2 separate regions of the Homo sapiens genome follow, and region 1 is linked to region 2. A link is an interaction called in ENCODE POLR2A ChIA-PET data of the cell type or tissue named here. Cell type or tissue: HepG2. All regions are shown on one strand.

What was found. ChIA-PET counts read pairs that join two places held together with the same protein. Peaks named below come from ENCODE experiments on the same cell type or tissue, not always from the same donor. Only the 100,000 strongest peaks of a DNase experiment are listed, where the experiment ranks them.
Region 1: POLR2A ChIA-PET joins it to region 2 with 7 read pairs; 6 of 35 experiments call an interaction of 5 or more read pairs at or near these places.

What each region holds. Positions count from the first base shown.
Region 1 is chr1:44,641,490-44,645,489 of GRCh38, forward strand. RNF220 (ring finger protein 220) reads left to right here. Exons shown (of 15, transcript NM_018150.4): 9 at 3,209-3,305; 10 at 3,506-3,592; 11 at 3,732-3,787; 12 at 3,921-3,999. It overlaps LOC107984950 (a long non-coding RNA gene), which reads right to left. Exons shown (of 2, transcript XR_001738031.2): 1 at 3,871-4,000. Among named protein-coding and RNA genes, the nearest start is that of SNORD145, 28 kb to the right of the region's middle. In HepG2, no CTCF peak of the experiment used is centred here; no DNase peak of the experiment used is centred here.
Region 2 is chr1:44,028,405-44,032,404 of GRCh38, forward strand. It overlaps SLC6A9 (solute carrier family 6 member 9), which reads right to left and starts at 3,058. Exons shown (of 14, transcript NM_001024845.3): 1 at 2,902-3,058. LOC107984948 (a long non-coding RNA gene) reads left to right here and starts at 2,010. Exons shown (of 2, transcript XR_007066054.1): 1 at 2,010-2,145. RefSeq lists enhancers at 433-992, 993-1,550, 2,192-2,788 and silencers at 1,660-2,209, 2,530-2,599. In HepG2, a CTCF peak has its summit at 2,467 (motif pointing left); DNase peaks (open chromatin) are centred at 1,657, 1,927, 2,457 and 3,177; H3K4me3 peaks cover 2,959 bases.

The DNA.
Region 1 (4,000 bases), 610 kb after region 2:
GTGCCATCTTGCCTCTGAGTACTGGCTTGGGATATTCCAGCAGCTGAGAACATCAAACGACTGTGGAGCCTTCCTCTCCAAGCGGGAGGGGGGGCAAGCTGGCGGGGGCGCTGTCTGCATAAAACGGCTTTATGGCCGTTTCTTTTTATTATGATTCTGCCAGAAGTCAGCAAGTGACATTTCATTAAGAAAATAAAGTTTAATGTGCTGGGAAAGAGGTTGGAGCAGGCTGGGGCAGCACAAGAGTGAAATTGGCAGCAGCAGCCTGTTCTGAACACCTGTGGGGGTAGGGAGAGGTTCCCAACATCTGTCTCAGCTGGAGGATGGGGTCAGGGTCAGAGTGAATGGCTCAGACCAGAGGCAGAGGCCTTTTCTTTGGCAAACAAAGTGTGTCGTGCTGTCCATCCTGCCTCACTGGCCAGCGGAACAGAAAGCTGCTGCCCGGCTGGGAGCTGGGATCTGATAAGGAAAGTTGTATCCTGAGAGATTTCTCTAGGCCACCAGCTAACTAGGACCTAATAGAGCAGTGTCGCCAGTGTTTAGCCAGTACTGCTGGGGTGTGCTGTGTGGCACCAGCCATCAGCCTGGCCAGCTCTGCTGGGTGATGCTGAGATCACAACAGTGAGTCAAACTTGGGACCCTTGCAGCTTCCACTCTGGTGAGGGACAGTGACAATAGGTGGTAATAAATATGATTTTGGAGTTACACAGGATTCTGGGTGGACACCAGGGAAGGGACACCTGTGTATAAGAACGTGGGAAGCCCCATCTGCCACGCAGAGCACCATGAGGATAGGGATCAGATCTTGAAGCTCTCTATTCTCAACATGGAGCCAAACAGAGGATGAGCCCAATAAAGGTTGAAAGAATGGCATTGAGGTGAGAGTTCTTTCCTTTAGCAGGGATTTAGAGAGCAGCTGCTCTGTGTGGGCACTGTGAGTTAATGGTAGGAGGCATGGTTGGGCTGAGTCAGACTTGCCAAAGGAGCAGGCATGTATATTGTAGACCAGGAGGGAGAAGGTTCTAGGCAGAGAGCAGGAGGTGCGGAGGCATGGGGGCATGAGAAAGCACAGGATTTGGGAGACCACAGTAGCTCTGTTTAATGGAGTATGAGTCCTGGGCCAGGCATGGTGGGCAGTAAGACTACAGAGAAAAGGACTTCAGGCTACAGGGCTGCTTTCTGCGTTGAGAAGCTGGGGCTTTTCCTGGCAGCTTTGGGGTACCCTGTTTTCTCTGCTTTGCCATGGAGCCATATTGGGCTCACATGTGGTGCCAGGGTTCTCTGCTTTCCACTTATAAGGCAGGGCTAGGCAGGGCCAGGCCGAGCAGAAGATGTGAGGCCAGCTGCTGAGCTGCGTGTACTTGGGGAAGGGGGGTTGGCAGGACTTGGGTGCCGCAAGCTGTAAGTGAACCTGATAGCTACATTCTGATTGATGGTGGAGTTTGTCTCCCAAACTGTCAGAGGGTTTATGGAGGTGCCACTCACCCACAAGGCGGGAATTGCTTGTCAGGACACCTGGCCGTGTACAGGAGACAGAGCTGTAACTTGGTGTTTTCTCAGCTTAATGGCCCTGCTGCTGACCTGACCTGCCTGCTGCCTCAAGTGTGTCAGTGCCTCAGGGTAGAGGGCAAATGAGGACTGTCAGGGAGAGGTGGATTGCAGGCTGTGCCTGGCATCTTTCCTTCCCGATGCTGCTTGCCTTTGGGATTGGTGGTGTCTTTGTGAGACCAGAGACTGGTGGGGTAGAAGGGAGAAGGATCAAGACTCAGTGTTTTTCAGGGCTTGAAAAATGGAGAACATTCCAGATGGAGTGAATAGCATGAGCAGGGGTCTTAAGAGCAGCATATACAGGCTATGTTTGTGGTTTGGTGAGCAGCCTGTGTGTGCACATGCTTGGGGTTTACAGAGTGAATTAGTAGAGAGCAAGAGTAAAGACATAAATGGACCCAGATCTTCATGGATCTGGCTGAGGAGCCTGGGCTTGGTTGTGCATGCAGTGGGGAGCCATCAATGGTTTTGGAGCAGGAGGAAAGGTGGTCAGAACTCAGTGGTAAGCAGAATGAAGGAACAGATAAGAGGCCTGAGGACTCCCTACAAGACATACCCTAATGAGAGTATAAGGACCTGAGAGGAAAGAGTGGACAAGCAGAAATGTCTGAAATCATCAGGCAGATACTAAGCTGCTTCCTCACTTCTTTAAGGATTTCCTTGCTGATCCCAGTAGCCACAGAGTCTCACATTCTTTTGTCCCTGGCAGGGCTGTGCTGGCTAGTGAGGTGTGGTCTGAGACCCACTAGGAGGAAGTGGGGAGCTGGGGGGAACAGCTCTATAGCACTTGACCCTAGGCTATCAGGAAGGGTGGTCCTGGATGTCAGAGAGATCGCCTGGCAGGTGAGCAGGCCTGGTGTAGCCCCAGCAGCTCGCCCCTCCCTCTGAGCTGAGAGTCCGTCTGTGGCTGTGCCAGATGCACCTCAGGGGTCAGCCACTTGCGTGGCCCATGGCCTGGCCTCCGCTCAGCCTGGTTGCCTTCATGGACTGCTTTGAGAAGTAGGTGTGCATGCCTGTCCTCCCTCGTCTGTCCCTTCTTAATCCCTTTATAACTGCACTTGTCCAGGAATCTGGGCTGAGTGAGGTGGAGATGAATAATTAATGTCAGGCGCTTCAGACACCAAATATTTGAACAGCTGCCTGGTGTTTTTGCTGGCAAGGACCTAGCGGCCAAAATCAGGATGTTGGCCGGGGGTCCCACTCTGTGGCTCTGATTGGCCTTAGCCAGCCTGTTCTCTCCTCTGATGGACTTGTCAGGCTGGATAATGGGGCATAGGGGAGGCCCCACTCTTTTCCTGTGAAATTCCTAGACCTGAATTTTTCTGTCCTCTTACTGTTCTTCCTAGACCTGGAAGATAGGTGGACAGCAGGCCTGGGCTGAGTGTCCCCGAGGACGTGACATAATATATGAATGGGCTAGTTTATGAGCAGAGACCACTTGGAGCAGCATGCAGTAGCAGAGAAAGATGAGGTTTGCAGAGTGAAGGGCCTGAAATGTCAGGGTCAGGGGCACTGAAGTATCTGGCTCTATACATCCCAGGCCCAGGTTTCCCTCTGGGCCTTATCAGGTCCAAAGCCTAACCCCTACCTGGAGGCAACAGGAGGGGCACCCTTGGCCTCGTCTTGTCCCCAGGCCCTCCTCACACCCTGCTTCCCACAGGCTCTGGCTTCATCATGTGCAGCGGCAAAGAGAACCCGGACAGTGATGCTGACTTGGATGTGGATGGGGATGACACTCTGGAGTATGGGAAGCCACAGTATCCTTGGAGCACTATGGGGGCTGGTGGGGCTGATAGGGCAGGCACAGGGAATAAGAAAAGTAGCTCTTCTAGTATTCACCTGCACCACCCCCCGGGCCAGAGTCTCAGCTTTGGCCAGGAGGGCCATGCTCTCCTGAGGATTCAACCCTCATAGCCTGCTGCAAACTAGGATCCATTGTCCTTGACCACCATGCCAGATACACAGAGGCTGATGTCATCCCCTGCACAGGCGAGGAGCCTGGTGAAGCCAAGGAGAGAGAGGCACTTCGGGGCGCAGTCCTAAAGCAAGTGTGGGCACAGGCTTGGGCGGGTGGAGCAGAGAAACAGGAAGCCCTGAGGCAGGGGTTAACGCAGTACTGACCCTCAGGGCTGTCCTGCCCGCCTTCAGGCCTCACTTTGTTTTTCCTCCCTCCTTTCCTCCAGTGGCGGCCCTCCCAGCACGCGCATCACACCTGAGTTCTCTAAATGGGCCAGTGATGGTAAGTCCTGCCCCAGGTTAGGAGTAATGGGGGAGAGGGGGTATCCCTAGATGGTGGTGACTGACTCAAGCCCAACCCCTCACCTGTGCTGCCCAGTCTGGCCGGAGTGTGAGTTGCCCCTCTGTCCCAGCAGAGATGCCATCCACCAGCAATGGTGAAAGCAGCAAGCAGGAGGCCATGCAGAAGACCTGCAAGAACAGCGACATCGAGAAG
Region 2 (4,000 bases):
AGTGTGGAGAAAGGACTGGAGGGAGGCTGAAGTTGAAGAGAGGAAGTCAATTAGAAATGGGCCAGGCCAGGCTGGGCGCGGTGGCTCACACCTGTAATCCCAGCACTTTGGGAGGCCGAGGTGGGTGGATCACCTGAGGTCAGGAGTCCGAGACCAGCCTGACCGACATGGAGAAACCCTGTCTCTACTAAAAATACGAAATTAGCTGGGCGTGGTGGCAGGCACCTGTAATCCCAGCTGCTCAGGAGGCTGAGTCATGAGAATTGCTTGAACTTGGGAGACAGAGGTTGCAGTGAGTCAAGATTGTGCCATTGCACTATTGCCTGGGCAACAAGAGCAAAACTCCGTCAAAAGAAAAAGAAAAAGAAAAAAGAAAGAGAGAGAGAGAAAGAAAGAAAGGAAGGAAGGAAAGAAGGAAGGAAGGAAGGAAGGAGCCAGGCCAAAAATGAAGGGGCTCAGGTTAGGAAGGTGACAATAGGGTGAGGAGAGGTGCACAGATTTCAGAGAAATATAAAAGGCAACATGGCGAGACTTGGTGATGAATCGGACTGGGTAGGGGGAGGGATAAGAAGGAGTCTCTGGTTTCTGCTGGTGCAGTGGGAGGAAACCGGTGCCCGACCCAGAGGACGAATGCTGGTGAGGCTGCAGGTTTGGTGCGGGGACAGGAGGGCTGGCTTGGACAAGCTGGTCTGAGCTGCTTGTGAGCCAGATGTTGAGACATCAGCCACAGAACCCTGGCCCACCTTGACAGTCTCACCGCTGAGTATCAGACAGGACTGTCAGGTCAATCAGTTTTAACGGTCCATCTTGGCCAAGCCCTGGAGTCCTCACGGGGGATGGAAAGGTGACAGGCTCTTTTCCTAGCTTGAAGGACCGCACAGTTTAGTAGACAGAGGAAGAAGCATAATTTCCATTCACTGTGTTGGAGGAAGTGGAGGAGCTGTGGGAGCAGGAAACAGCCCTTAGTTCTACCTGGGAGCCCAGGTCAGCAGCCTGCGGCCATCTGCCGCCACGTGAGACTACCCAGCACTTGCAGAGGGCTCCTGCTTCATGCCTTTGCCCCGGCACCCGTTCCATGTTTTTTGAGCACCCTTGTCTCCACTTCCACCTGTATGTATCCTACCCATCCTCAAAACCTATCCCAATGCTATTATCTTCATGAAGCCTTCCTAGGTCCTCCCCGTTGCTGTCAGCCTTCCTACTGTACCCCCACGCTTGCCACACGTAGCAATTGAGGCATGCTTCCTTGTGCCCAAGTCTGGCTCCCCACTAGATGGAGAGTTCTACCAGGGCAGAGGCGTGATTCTTCTGTGTCCCCAGAGCCGGGAACTGAGCAGGTACAGCCGCAGTCGCCGCATAGGCCAAGTAAAGGGGGCGTTTTCTCTGCGGTCCTTGGAAACACTTGGGCATGCTCAGTGTCGCCCATTAGTCCCTAGAACCAGTCCCCTCACCCACTACTCTCCAACCTTCTGATGCTCCCTCACTTTGGCAGTCTTTAACCTTTCAGGTTTTTCTCTTTCCCCACTCCTCGCCCTGCAGCCTTTATTTCCCAACGGCCGCACCCTCACGCTCCTTTCAGCGGAGAAATAGACCGCGCTTTGTGCGGAAGCTGTCAGCGAGCAAGCGTCCCGTCTCCTTTAAGAGTGATCCGCGAGGGGGTGTGGCTTGCGGAGAGCAGGCCCGAAAGGGGGTGCGGCTCCTTTAAGTATCCGCCGGCCCGAGGCGCGGAGGCCTCCGGCCGGCGGGCAGGGGCGCGGTCGGTCTGGGAGCAGCGGCACCGCCCGCAGCGTCCCGGTTCCTCGAAGTGGGGCGCGTCCGCTTTAATCGGGGAGAGAGATGTGGGGGCACGGGCGTTACATCAGCCGCCACGTGTGGGCCTAAGCTGGCGTGGAGGCGGCGGCCCCGCCCCCGGCCCCTGCGGTGGAAAAGTACCGGGGCGCCGAGGTCCCCGCCCCACGGCCCCGCCCCCGGGCCGGCACCGGCCCCTCCCGGCCCTCCGGGCAAGCCCCACTCTCCCGCCCGGCCCGGCCCCGCCGCCTGCTCGAGATCTGCAGTGGCTGCCGGGTGCGGAGCGCCGGCCGGGGGTGGGCTCTCCAGGGCTGCTAGGCCCCTGCCCTCACCTGCGGCCGCCCGGCCCCGCCCTAGGTGTGCCGGTAATGAGGGTTGGGGTGGGGAGGGCACGGATTCTTCCCAGGGTAGCAACCCCCAGAGAACTCCCGGCTCGCTCGCAGTCCCTTCCCAAAGCCGCGGCCAGAGCGCGGACAAAGAGAGGCTGAGTGCGCCAGGACTCTCCCGCGCGGCTTCCCGGGTCCCGCGGGCGCACGGGCACTGGAACCGGCACCGGGAGGGCAGATAGGGAGGCAGGCCGGCTGGAGGGGCCAGATAGGCAGCCAGGCTGGCGGGCGCTGAGAGGCGATGGAGCGAGCGGGAGCCCGCACGCTGGGTGCAGGCACGGCCGACTGTCGACCCCTGCAGGCCCCCAGAGCGCAGAACCACTGGCTCCTCGGACGGACAGTGCCACGCTCTGGCTCCGGCGCTACCCGCACAGCCTGCGCCCGCCGCCCCCGATCGAACCGGCGTCTGGCGCCCCCCCGCCACCCCACGCAGGAGCTCCCCCCACTTCCCTCTCCCTCCCGCTTCAGCTCCTTGGTGACAGCGGTGACACCCAGACGCGCGCACCTACCCCGATCTTTGCGGCGAGACAGACATCCCGGTGCGTGCACCCACACTCTTACCCACAGATGCCCGCATACATGCGCGATCACACACACACACACACACACACACACACACGCACACGCTGGTCCTGGGGCTCAGCCCCGCGGAGCCGCCGAACACTCAGACCGACGGCAGGACAGACGGAGGCGCGGGCCCCAGCGTCCCTTCCCCCAGCCCCCTTACCATGCTGCAGCCCCCGGCCCAGGCGTGCTGGGTCCGCACCGCGGTGCGCCCAGGTGGCTTTCTTAAAGGGAAAGTTGCATCAGCCTCCCGAGGCTCTGTGCCGCGCCGAGTTCGCCCGCCCCGCCGCGCCGCTCGCAGCTCTTCCACAGCCTGTTGTGTTTTGGTTTCGGGGAGGCGGGGGCTAAGAGTTTGGTGAAAGTTTGAAGAGTGGAGAAGGCTTGGGAGATCTAGCCAAGTCCCTCCCCTACCCGAACGGCTCCCCTGGCCGTCCTCCCCTCTCCATCCCATCCCCTCCTCCCGTGCCGACTTCTCAGGCTCCTCCTCCCAGGGAATAAAATTACAAGTCTCTCCAGCTTTCAGATGATTGATCCCCACGAACCCCTGGGAGTGAGCGCCACAAAGGAGTCCCCTTCTCCGCCCCTGCCTCGCTGCCCTCCAGCTGGGGCCCTTGAGCAAGCAGATGTGGGCCCCTTCGGGCTAGGCTGGAATGAAGCCAGAAGGCCTGGGGCACTATGGGGGGCTGAGGCTGGAGTTAGCCCTCCAGGCCCCTGGCCTTCTGCGCCTGCGTTTCCCCTAGAGAGAAGTCAGAGCAAATTCCATTCCCTTTGGAGCAGAGCCGCTAGAGACTGTGGGCATTGCTGGGTAAGGCCTAGGTCCTACTCCTTGGAACTGGAGGGCTCGGGGTAGCCCTTTCTCAAATTTCCCTCCTGGACCACCGGCTTGGTCAGCTCTACTTTTGAGGTGGTGTTACAGGGGCTGCAGACACCAACCTGGGATCCCTCCTCCTTCCATGGTGAGACAGACCTGGGTTACAATCTCAGCTAAAAAAGAGTCTTTGCCAAAAGGAGCATGGTGAGCCTCGGTTTCCTCCTCTGTGAAACAGAGAGAAGGGGCTAAGGAAATGCATGTGTGTGTATATAAAGCCCATTGCTCCAGGCTGCCTCTGGGGAGTGGTGGCTGGCATTTGGAATGAGCCTCCCACATTTGCATACCTTGTGAGAGCCACCACCTTTCATGGAGAGTGGCCAGTTAGTTCTGTCAGAGGAACTGGTTTTTGCCCCAACCTGAGTAGGGCATCTGCTCAGGGAAGGGGCCCAGC